Linked DNA regions of Homo sapiens: region 1 is linked to region 2. The links are chromatin contacts, found by Hi-C or POLR2A ChIA-PET in ENCODE. All regions are on one chromosome and are shown on one strand. Each heading gives the region's core, a stretch centred on a gene start or an enhancer-like site at or near the end of the contact. The rest is flanking DNA. Distances are from core to core; before and after follow the strand shown. Region 1 has its middle 150 kb from the start of SMLR1. Region 2 has its middle 150 kb from the start of TMEM200A.

Region 1 (4,812 bases), core at 1,700-4,199, 160 kb before region 2:
TTATTTCCTTTCATCTTTACAAGTGATGTGATGGGAGGTTTTTATTTTCCTTATTTTATAGATGAGTTGAGAATCCCAGAGGAATAGTAACTTGTTTTAAGGTCACGTAATTAGCAAATGGCCAACCTCCAGGGTCTTAAAATACATAAAGACCCAAGCAAAAAACATTTTAATTTCTACCAAAGTTATTCATGCCCTTCCTCTTCCTACATCCCTTCTCTCTCATTCTTGTATTCTCCCAAAGTAAACTCCTTATTGTTCCTACATCTTTATTTTTTAGAGGACAAAACTCTTTAATTTCCCTTGTCTTTTCTCTCATATTTTCTGACTATCTTTTAGCTCTATATTCTGGGGGTTTAAAAAATTGTGTTCACTAATTATATTGGATATTTCTGCTGAGTTATTAAAATGTAACTAACCAAACTTAATCTTTCAGATGTATGGCAGACAGACTCTAAGTTGATCACTCCGTGATACTGCCTCCTGATGTTCATGCCTCTAAATGTGGACAGGCTGTCATTTGCTTCAAAACAACAGATAGGAAGCCACTTCTATGATTATAATATGTCATGTAATATTTCATCTTGCTGGTTGACTTCCTCTACAAACTTTCCTTACTGGCTTGATGAAGTAAGTGGTACTGTTGGGGAAGCTCTCTTTGGAAGGAACTGTAGAGAGACTTAGTAACAGTGAACAGCCTCTAACTGATGAAAACAGGCTCTAGAGGATGGAAGGTGGCCTTAGTCAAGTCAGCAAAGAGTCAGAGCTCTTAGTCCTACAACCAAAAGGAAATTAATTCTGCAACAACCCCAGTGAGCCCAAAAGTAGACTCTCCCCCAGTGTGTGTATGTATGTATGTATGTATGTGTGTATGTGTGTGTGTGTATTGAGGCCTGGTCTCACTCTGTAACCCAGGCTGGAGTGCAGTGGTGCAATCTTGGCTCACTGCAACCTCCACCTCTGGGGTTCAAGCAATTCACCTGCCTTAGCCTCCCGAGTAGCTGGGATTACAGGCACGTGCCACCACGTCCGGCTAAATTTTTGTATTTTTAGTAAAGACAAGGTTTCACCATGTTGGCCAGGCTGGTCTCAAACTCCTAACTCAAGTGATCCACCTGCCTCAGCCTCCCCAGTTTAGACTCCTGATGAATATGTGGCCCAGTCAACACCTTGACTGCAACCTTGTGAAACCCTAAACAGAAGGCTCAATTGAGCTGTGGCCAGACTCCCAACGTGCAGAAACTGTTACACAACAGATAGGTATTGTTATAAACTGCCATGTTCATGGTAATTTGTTATGCATTGTTATGCAATGATGGATAACTAATACAAGAAGGTTTTGTTCTTTTTTCATAATATCCTGTTCATGTTTTATGGCTCATCTTTTAAAAAGCATATACATTTGAATATTTCTTAAAAGTTTTCTTCTTTTTCCTGAATTATCTCTATTTCTTCCAGTGTCATTTTTTATTTATGTTATTGATTTTCTTTACTGCTGCTAGTTCAATACCTGGTAACCATTGCTTATGCACTTGTTTTAAGTCAGAAAGACTGCATATATTTGAGTTTTCTCTGCTCTTGTTTAAGATTTCCTACCTCAAAATCTCTCTTCTCAGTATGAATTCTGTCTAGAAACTCTGTGTGGTGTTGACTAATAGCATTTGTGTTCAGGTAAATGTGTAAGAAGTCAGTTGTTAGGCTACAGAGGTTCACATGTTAGAAAGAGAGAGTTTTCATTTTGAGTCACTAAGCTAAAAAGTTTAATTATCTTCAAATGTTTTATTCAGTCTTTAGGGGAAAATGCTAACAGACTTTGCTTTAGATGCAGGATTTGGGGAGGAGGATGAAAGTGTAACTTCTCACTTCCATCCTGCAGGAGTTACAACAGGGCATTTCTTGTCATCTATACTGCTGCCTCCTCATAATTATGTCTGGGCTGTGGACCTCTTTGGTCATTTCATCTATCTGTAAGTTTTTGTCCATCTTCGGTTTTCCAGAAATGTTGTGAAGTTTTTCTGTCCATTATAACGACTCCTCCTGTTCTCTTGGCTCTCCTTTTTGTACATTTGTTTCAGAGGGGATAATAGTCAGCAAGGGGTGACTTAAACAACAGAAATTTATTTTCTCACAGTTCTGGCGTCTATAAGTCCAAGAACAAGGTGCTGCAGGGTTGGTTTTTGGTAAGCCCTCCCTCTTTGGATTGCAAACAGTCACCTTCTCACTGTGTCCTCATGTGGACTTTCCTTTGTGTACATGTGCTCTTTGTGTCTCATCCTTTTCTTATAAGGACACTAATCTTACTATATTTATGGTTCCACTCTCATGACCTCATTTAATCTTAATTACCTCCTTTAAGGCCCTATCTCCAAATATAGTCATCTTGAGAGTTGAGACTTCAATGATTTTTGGGGAGACACAGTTCAGTCCACAATAATGAAGAATCTCAAGGAGTTTACCCACTGACACTGAACTAAAAGGCAATCAACCCCTTTGTTTAAGAACACTGTGTTGTGTTGCTGAATTGTTTTGAAGTCTGGAACTCTTTGGATAACTGCTAGAATCCTTAGAAGAGTAGAGCTATTTAAAAGGAGCAAAACAACAACAAAAAGCACATGAGCCACAAAAAATGCATGACTGGCAGAGCTGCTGTCTTACTTCAACTTGGGACATAAAAACAGAAGAGGAAAATGACCAGATCAAAGAAAGTGAAGGCATGTGGCCTTCCTGGAAAACAGTGTGGGCAGCAGGGTGGGCAAGAGCAGCTCAAAGATTTTCTGGGTGTAGGCTGGGGAAGTGGGAGCCAGGAGCCAGCAGCTGGAAAAGGCAGCAGGTGCTGGAAAATCTTGATATTTTCTGTGAGCCAGAAGAAGGGATTTGGAAGTGCTGCATTCCAGGGAGCCAGCTGGTGGAGCCAAGTCACAAATTTCTGCTCTTTTCTTTCTGAGGATGACCCTCTGTGGCTCTTGGCTGGTAGCCTGAGAAACACCTGTTGCAGTTATTAGGGCCCGGGGACTTGTTTGGGTTGCTTAAGCTTAGAGACTAGATAGTTACCATCAATAAAAATAAACTTATCTTGGCCAATGGAAGACTCCATTAGCTGACATCTTTTAGTAAAACTCATTTCCCTCCACAAAAGAGTCTGCTGTTCAGGTACATATTCCAAATCATGCCTCTAATATGAAATAATGTCTTTTAAAGCAATAAACAAATTAAATAAAACACATTAAGGGGATAAGATGCTCTGGACTATAAAAATAGCTGATTGTTTTCACTTATTTCCTAGCAACACTCTTGTTTTTCCATTTCAAGCTTAGTGTTCACAAGTAGCTTCAAATTATGATGTTTTCTCTCTTATATAAATGCATTAATTCACAACACCAATTTATCTTTAATTGATCATAGTTGGGTATTGCTAGAATCCTAGAATGCTTTTCAAGGGGATCAAGTTTCAGTTTTTACAGTTTAAAATCATAGCTAATTTTGTATATAGAAAGAAGCAAAGGAGGCTATCCAAATTCTTTTAATAAGTTGGAATTTTGTTGTAAATATTTCTTAAAATATTTGTGTAACCTCTTAGAATTTTCAAATAGCCTTATTTTTACAGGGATCAGTAAATATAAAGATATTTTGGGTATTTTATCTTCACAAATTTCTAAATGTTTTTACTTTTCTGCCCTTATAACTCATCTGGCACTTTAATAAAATCAGAATATATAATTTTTCTATTTGGGGTGCATATCCTAACTCTCCAGTGATATAGTTAGTTCTTTGAGGGAACAGGTTATACCAATTGAGCTTGGAACTCAATAATCAATGTTTGTTAAGCACCAGTACATGCTACATTCTGTGCTTGGTACGTGAGGCACAATGACACGTCATTTGTGGTTTGCATCAGTCATTCACAGCCGGAGTGGAAAGATAAACACAAAGAAAGATAATTTCAGTATAATACAAATCTCAAGATGGATGCAAAGGTCAGCAGTTCTCAAATCTTTGGGTCTCAGTACCTTCTTACATTCTTAAAAATTATTGAGAACCCCATAGAGCTTTTGTTTGTATGAGTTATAATTGTCAATCTATCAATCAGAAATTAAAACTGAGAAATTAAAATGTTTATTGATTAAAAATAATAAACCCATTGTCCATTAATAGAAGAAACATATTTTATGAAAAATAACTACATTTTCCAAAACCAAAAGATTATTGGTAAGAATAACATTATTTTACATTTTGGGAAACCTTTTTATTATTTAGATTAATAAAAAACAATTTAAGATTTAGATTAATTAAAAAAAACAGTTGAATTCCCATATCTGTGTCTGCATTCAGTCCATTGCATTCCATTGCAATTGTTTTAAGTAGATGAAGAAATTCTGGCATCATGCCAATAGAAGATTGCCTAAGTGAGAAATATTTTAATAGCCATTTCAGATAATTGCATATATTCTTCTTTGATAATACATAAAAATTCAATAGTAGTAGTTTCCTTCATGTCTTTTGTTTTTTATAGTTACCTTGTGTGTGTGTGCATGTGTGTGTGTGTGTGGTTAGAACATTTAAGATCTACTTTTTCAGCAAATTTCAAGTGTGCAGTATTGCATACTTAAAATTATTAACTATTATTATTATAACAATTATTAAATACAATCATCATGCTGTGCATTAGGACTCCAGAACTTTCTCATCTTATTACTGAAAGTTTGTACCCTTTGACCAACATCTCCCGTTTTAGGATTCCATATATAAGTGAGATCATGTAGTATGTATCTTTTTGTGTCTGGCTTATTTCACTCACCATAATGTCCTCTAGAT
Region 2 (4,542 bases), core at 763-3,262:
CAACTCCTGACCTCAAGTGATCCACTTGCCTTGGCCTCCCAAAGTGTGGGATTACAGGCGTGAGCCACCATGCCAGGCCAAAAATGGCTTTTAAATTTCAGTTGTCTTTAATACACATTGCTGGAAATTCTGTCTCATTTTTCTCTACTCATCAGTAGGAACCCTGAGTTGATACAGAGCTGGCTGTTAAAGTGGTGTTAACAGTATCGACATTGGTCTGGGCTCTGTAGCTTTAAAATAAAGAAACCAATTAGTACCTTAAGAAAATAAGATGGTCAAGAGTTTCTATATATGGTAAAATTTGTCATGGAAGTTCTAACTGGGGAATCACATTTGCTATTAATACTCTCCACCACCGCATCATAAAGATCAAAGTGCTTCCCTTCCTTGGATTGCGTAGGTGGCACTCCCACTGTCGGGTTTTATAAGACACACACTGTCAGCTGTGTGAGGTACAATGGCTATTTTCCTAGGGAAAGGAAATCTCAAGGACCAGCTGCATAAACACAAGAATGTATAGATATTTAATTCAACTTATGGCCTCCAAAACCATTAGATTCTTATAGCTGTACCTCTGTTTCATGTTACAGCTAAGTAGCTCACTCTATAGCCCATCCATGGAGACATTCTATTCTTTCTCATTAAGCACCAGGTAAGCCATCTATATTCCAATTGGAAAGCGCTTCTCTGCAGATGTTTTAAACATGATCTGCCAGGTCTGTCCTTTCCAGAGGCCCATTTGTGCCCTCTCTAGCTATAGATACCTACCCAGAGAGGTCCCCTAAAATGGAGTACTTCCTTGTTTTGTAAAAACCTTCCTCTTTTCCATCATCCTTCCTGCCCTCACTATCTCAAAATAGCAACTTTTACAAGCCAATCCATGTTAATTCATTTTTAAGGATGAGGAAACTGAACCCCAGAGCGTTTGTGAATATTGCACCACTTCTCATGGTCCCTGAGTCAGTACTCCATGCTTTTGCCACAACCCCGTACTGACTAGTTATCTGACAGTCTTTCATGAGGTCTGAAACATGTCTGAAACTTTTGCTTGTGTTAATATGAGAAGTCAACATTCACACTATAACTAGAATAAAGGGTGACTAGCCCTACGAGAGATTAAGATATTAATTATAAAACTACAGAAATCATGACAGCATGGTATTAGGGCAGGGATAAACAAATAAATAGAATTAATTAAATCAAGGAACAGAATTACATAGATATCACATTACAGAGCAGTGGGGAAATGAATCAAGAAATAGTCCTGGAAAAATTGGGTTCTATCTCAATAGGATGTATTAACTTAATAGGAGGTAAATAACTTGGAGTCCTACTCCAGCCAATGTTCACAAATGAATTCCAGGTGGACCAAAGGCAGAAATATGGAAAGTAAACATTTTATATTTATAGATGTCAGAGAATACTTCTGTTACCTTAACATGGAAAATGGGTTCTTAAAAATACCCAAATATAAAGACAAATAAATATTAAAATTTAAAACTTCTTCACAACAAAAGACAACATAGACAGCTCAAAGGCAAAGCATAAATTGGCAGAGGGTATTTTCACACATTAGGCCCCACAAAGGAGTAATTACCAGACCATAAACTCTTTAAAATTTCTAAAACTCAATATGAAATAAATGTAAGTAACCCACTAAAAATGAGCAGCAAATACCAGTGGCCAATTCAAAAAAGAAGAAAACACTAAAGGCCAATAAATGTGAAAAGTTGGTTATCCTTTCTGTTGTCAACTCCAAAACAGCCAATCCTTCAAGGTGGATCCTGAGCGACTAATTGGGCTTAAATTCAAAATGCAGCCAAGTATCCATTTGCTGACTAGAGACCACACACATATCCTGCATTCTCAGAAAAACCACAGGCTAGGGGAACTTTGGGACTCTCATAGCTATCTGTTCCTGTTTACACTGCCTCAATCAACACTGCCAGAAAGTTCCTGGACCTAACCACTAGATTCTGGCACCTGGACCTAACCACTAGACTGTAACCTGTGATAAATCTTAACATCAACCAATCAGAACAAATAATCAGCCACCCCTTATTTGCACAGCAGACAAGCGGAAACCTGGGTGACAACTTTCTCTATAAAAAGCAACTTCTGTCTTTGTTCTGGCGGAGTGTACCTCTGTTTTGTACTGAAGGCTGCATCTCCCTGGTTTGCAAACTGCTTGCTGCAACAAAGTCTCTTTAATTTAAAACATTTTTGTTTCCTTTTCAGTGGATTTGTTAACACTATTAACTAAGGAAATGAAAACTAAAATCACAATAAGATGTAATCTCACACCCTTCAGATTGCTAAAAATGTCAGTCTGACAATTCCAAGACTTGGCAGAGATGTAGATCAACAGGATCTCTTACACACTGCAAGTGGGAATCTATATTGGCATAACCAACTTTGGACAGTAGTTTGGCAATATTTAGCTAAGTTGAAGATGCATATATCTTCAACTTGGCAATTACATTCTTAATACTATACCCTGGAGAAATTGTTGCACATATGTACAAGGAAACATACACAAATGTTTATGGCAGGATTGTTTGTATGGAAAAAGTAGCAGACTACCTATAAAAGACTATTAATAGAAGATCAGGTGATTACATTGTGAATCTTCATGGACCTGAATGTTGTACAGCAATGAAAAGGAATGAATAAGCTAGAAGTAATTAAATCAACCTAAATAAATCCCCTAAACATAATGCAGAATGTAAAAAAGAGCAGTTGTCGAAATACATAATAGCATGTTATATAGGGTTTAAAGCATATAAAATAATATAATGTTTTTTGATACGTACATATGTAATTATAAAGAAATCAAAAAGAAATATACTGAAACATTAAATATTAAATTAAAGTTAATTTGGTGGGAAATGGTATGGGATCTTGGAATGTTACACAGGTGCTAGTCTCGTTAGTGCTGGTAGCACTTCTCAAACAGAATCTTGAGTATATCTGGAATGTATCATCATAACTTTTCTAATTAGAGGGAAGACATACGAGCATGAATAACTTTTACTGGGTACATCACAAGTACTTGGTAATGTGCTACCTGTTTTTACATTTATCATTTCATTCAATGCTCACAGCTGTTCCTCTTCTAATTTCATGGTTTACAAGGAAAACATTTTATTTACATTCTAATATACATTCCACATTATTAGTGGAATCAATGTACTGGACAATCAGAGTTATAGATTCCAGTGTAGCCCCTGACACTGACTAGCTCTATGGCCTGAAGCAACTTACTTAATCTCTTTGGACCTCTGCTTCCTCATTTATAAAATGAGAGGGTTGAACTAGATGAATACTTAGACTCCTTCCATGATTGTTCCCTGAGTTAGGTTATTGATCTTAATAATTTATTAAGAATATTTTATTAAAATAATTAACCAAAGCAGAAATTATAGGAAACTTTCAGATGGGAGTAGTAACTTGCAGTTATCAAGGAACTGGCCTGAATATTACAATGAACATATAATCTGATAAAATACGCCTATTGTAAAAAATGTTTTAAAAAGACTTTTCTTAAATATAGGGTAGAAAATCTACTCCTACATGAACTGACCCAGATTCTAATTAGGCAGATTTTGCTGTGTCAGATTCTTTTTACTGCACTGCATTGTGCTATAAAACCGAATTAATTGGTACTATACTTTGAGAATTGGTCTCTATGGTTAGCCTATCTATTTTAAATAGAAATGGAATCGAAAAAGACTCTGTTAACATGACCCGATCACCACAATCAAGAAATCTCCACATAACGTTCTTAAAAAAACAGCTAACTAGTCTCTCCCTGAAGTTATTTCTTGTTGCATTTTTTCATTTCCGTTCCTTTTATAGGTATGCAATTTTATGACACAGTTATAGGATGTATAAATGTGTAGCTCTACAGAAATATTCATGAGGGATATGTCAGTCCGTCTATAGAATCTTACTAATTGTCTAGAAACAAAATGCCCCTGTCCTGGATACCAAGGGAAAAGTATTGACAAATTCTTGCTCAATAGCTCCCTTTTCTTTAGACCTCCAGTACTCCTCAGAAATGGTATTAATATATTACCATCCCAAATAGGCCAGCTGCAACACAATTTAGTAGATTAGAGTTTCCTTACATTTCAATCCAGTCTGGTTTTCCTGAAAATACAGTCTTACCCTTGATGGAACTCTGAGAAAGAAAACAAAGAATTAATATAGGAAACTAACATTTATTGAGCACTGATTTCCTTTGCACAACAGGAAGCACTTTTGCATTTTGTAGCATCTCATTAAAGCATCTCAACAACATATCCAAACAAGTAGTCTCGAATGAATTTAAAAATAAAACATTAATACCTAAAATAAAATAACAAGGATTATTTTAAAATAAAGATAGGCATTTGCAACAAAACAAGAACAAAAGAAAAGATAATGAAGACAAAAGAAAGTGGCTGTATTAGTCCATTCTCACACTGTTATAAAGAAACTTATGGAGACTGTGTAATTTCTTTTTCTTTTTTTTTCTTTTTTTGAGACGGAGTCTCGCTC

Evidence for each region. A loop is a pair of places that touch in the nucleus more often than their neighbours do. ChIA-PET counts read pairs that join two places held with the same protein, here RNA polymerase II (POLR2A). Pooled maps may share reads with other maps.
Region 1: a pooled map shows a loop between it and region 2 (2.7-fold over the local background). The contact joins two enhancer-like sites. A Hi-C loop is called at or near these places in 1 of 168 maps with a recorded cell type or tissue (cardiac septum), 2 of 37 single-sample maps with no recorded cell type and 7 of 50 pooled maps. POLR2A ChIA-PET finds 5 or more read pairs at or near these places in 3 of 52 experiments (BJ, activated T-cell and endothelial cell of umbilical vein).

What each region holds. Positions count from the first base shown.
Region 1 is chr6:130,674,373-130,679,184 of GRCh38, reverse strand. No RefSeq gene overlaps it. Among named protein-coding and RNA genes, the nearest start is that of SMLR1, 150 kb to the left of the region's middle. Within about 2 kb of position 2,949, at least 2 of the 41 ENCODE cell types and tissues checked have a DNase peak (open chromatin) inside an H3K27ac peak, as active enhancers do.
Region 2 is chr6:130,511,366-130,515,907 of GRCh38, reverse strand. No RefSeq gene overlaps it. Among named protein-coding and RNA genes, the nearest start is that of TMEM200A, 150 kb to the right of the region's middle. RefSeq lists an enhancer at 1,772-1,921. Within about 2 kb of position 2,012, at least 8 of the 41 ENCODE cell types and tissues checked have a DNase peak (open chromatin) inside an H3K27ac peak, as active enhancers do.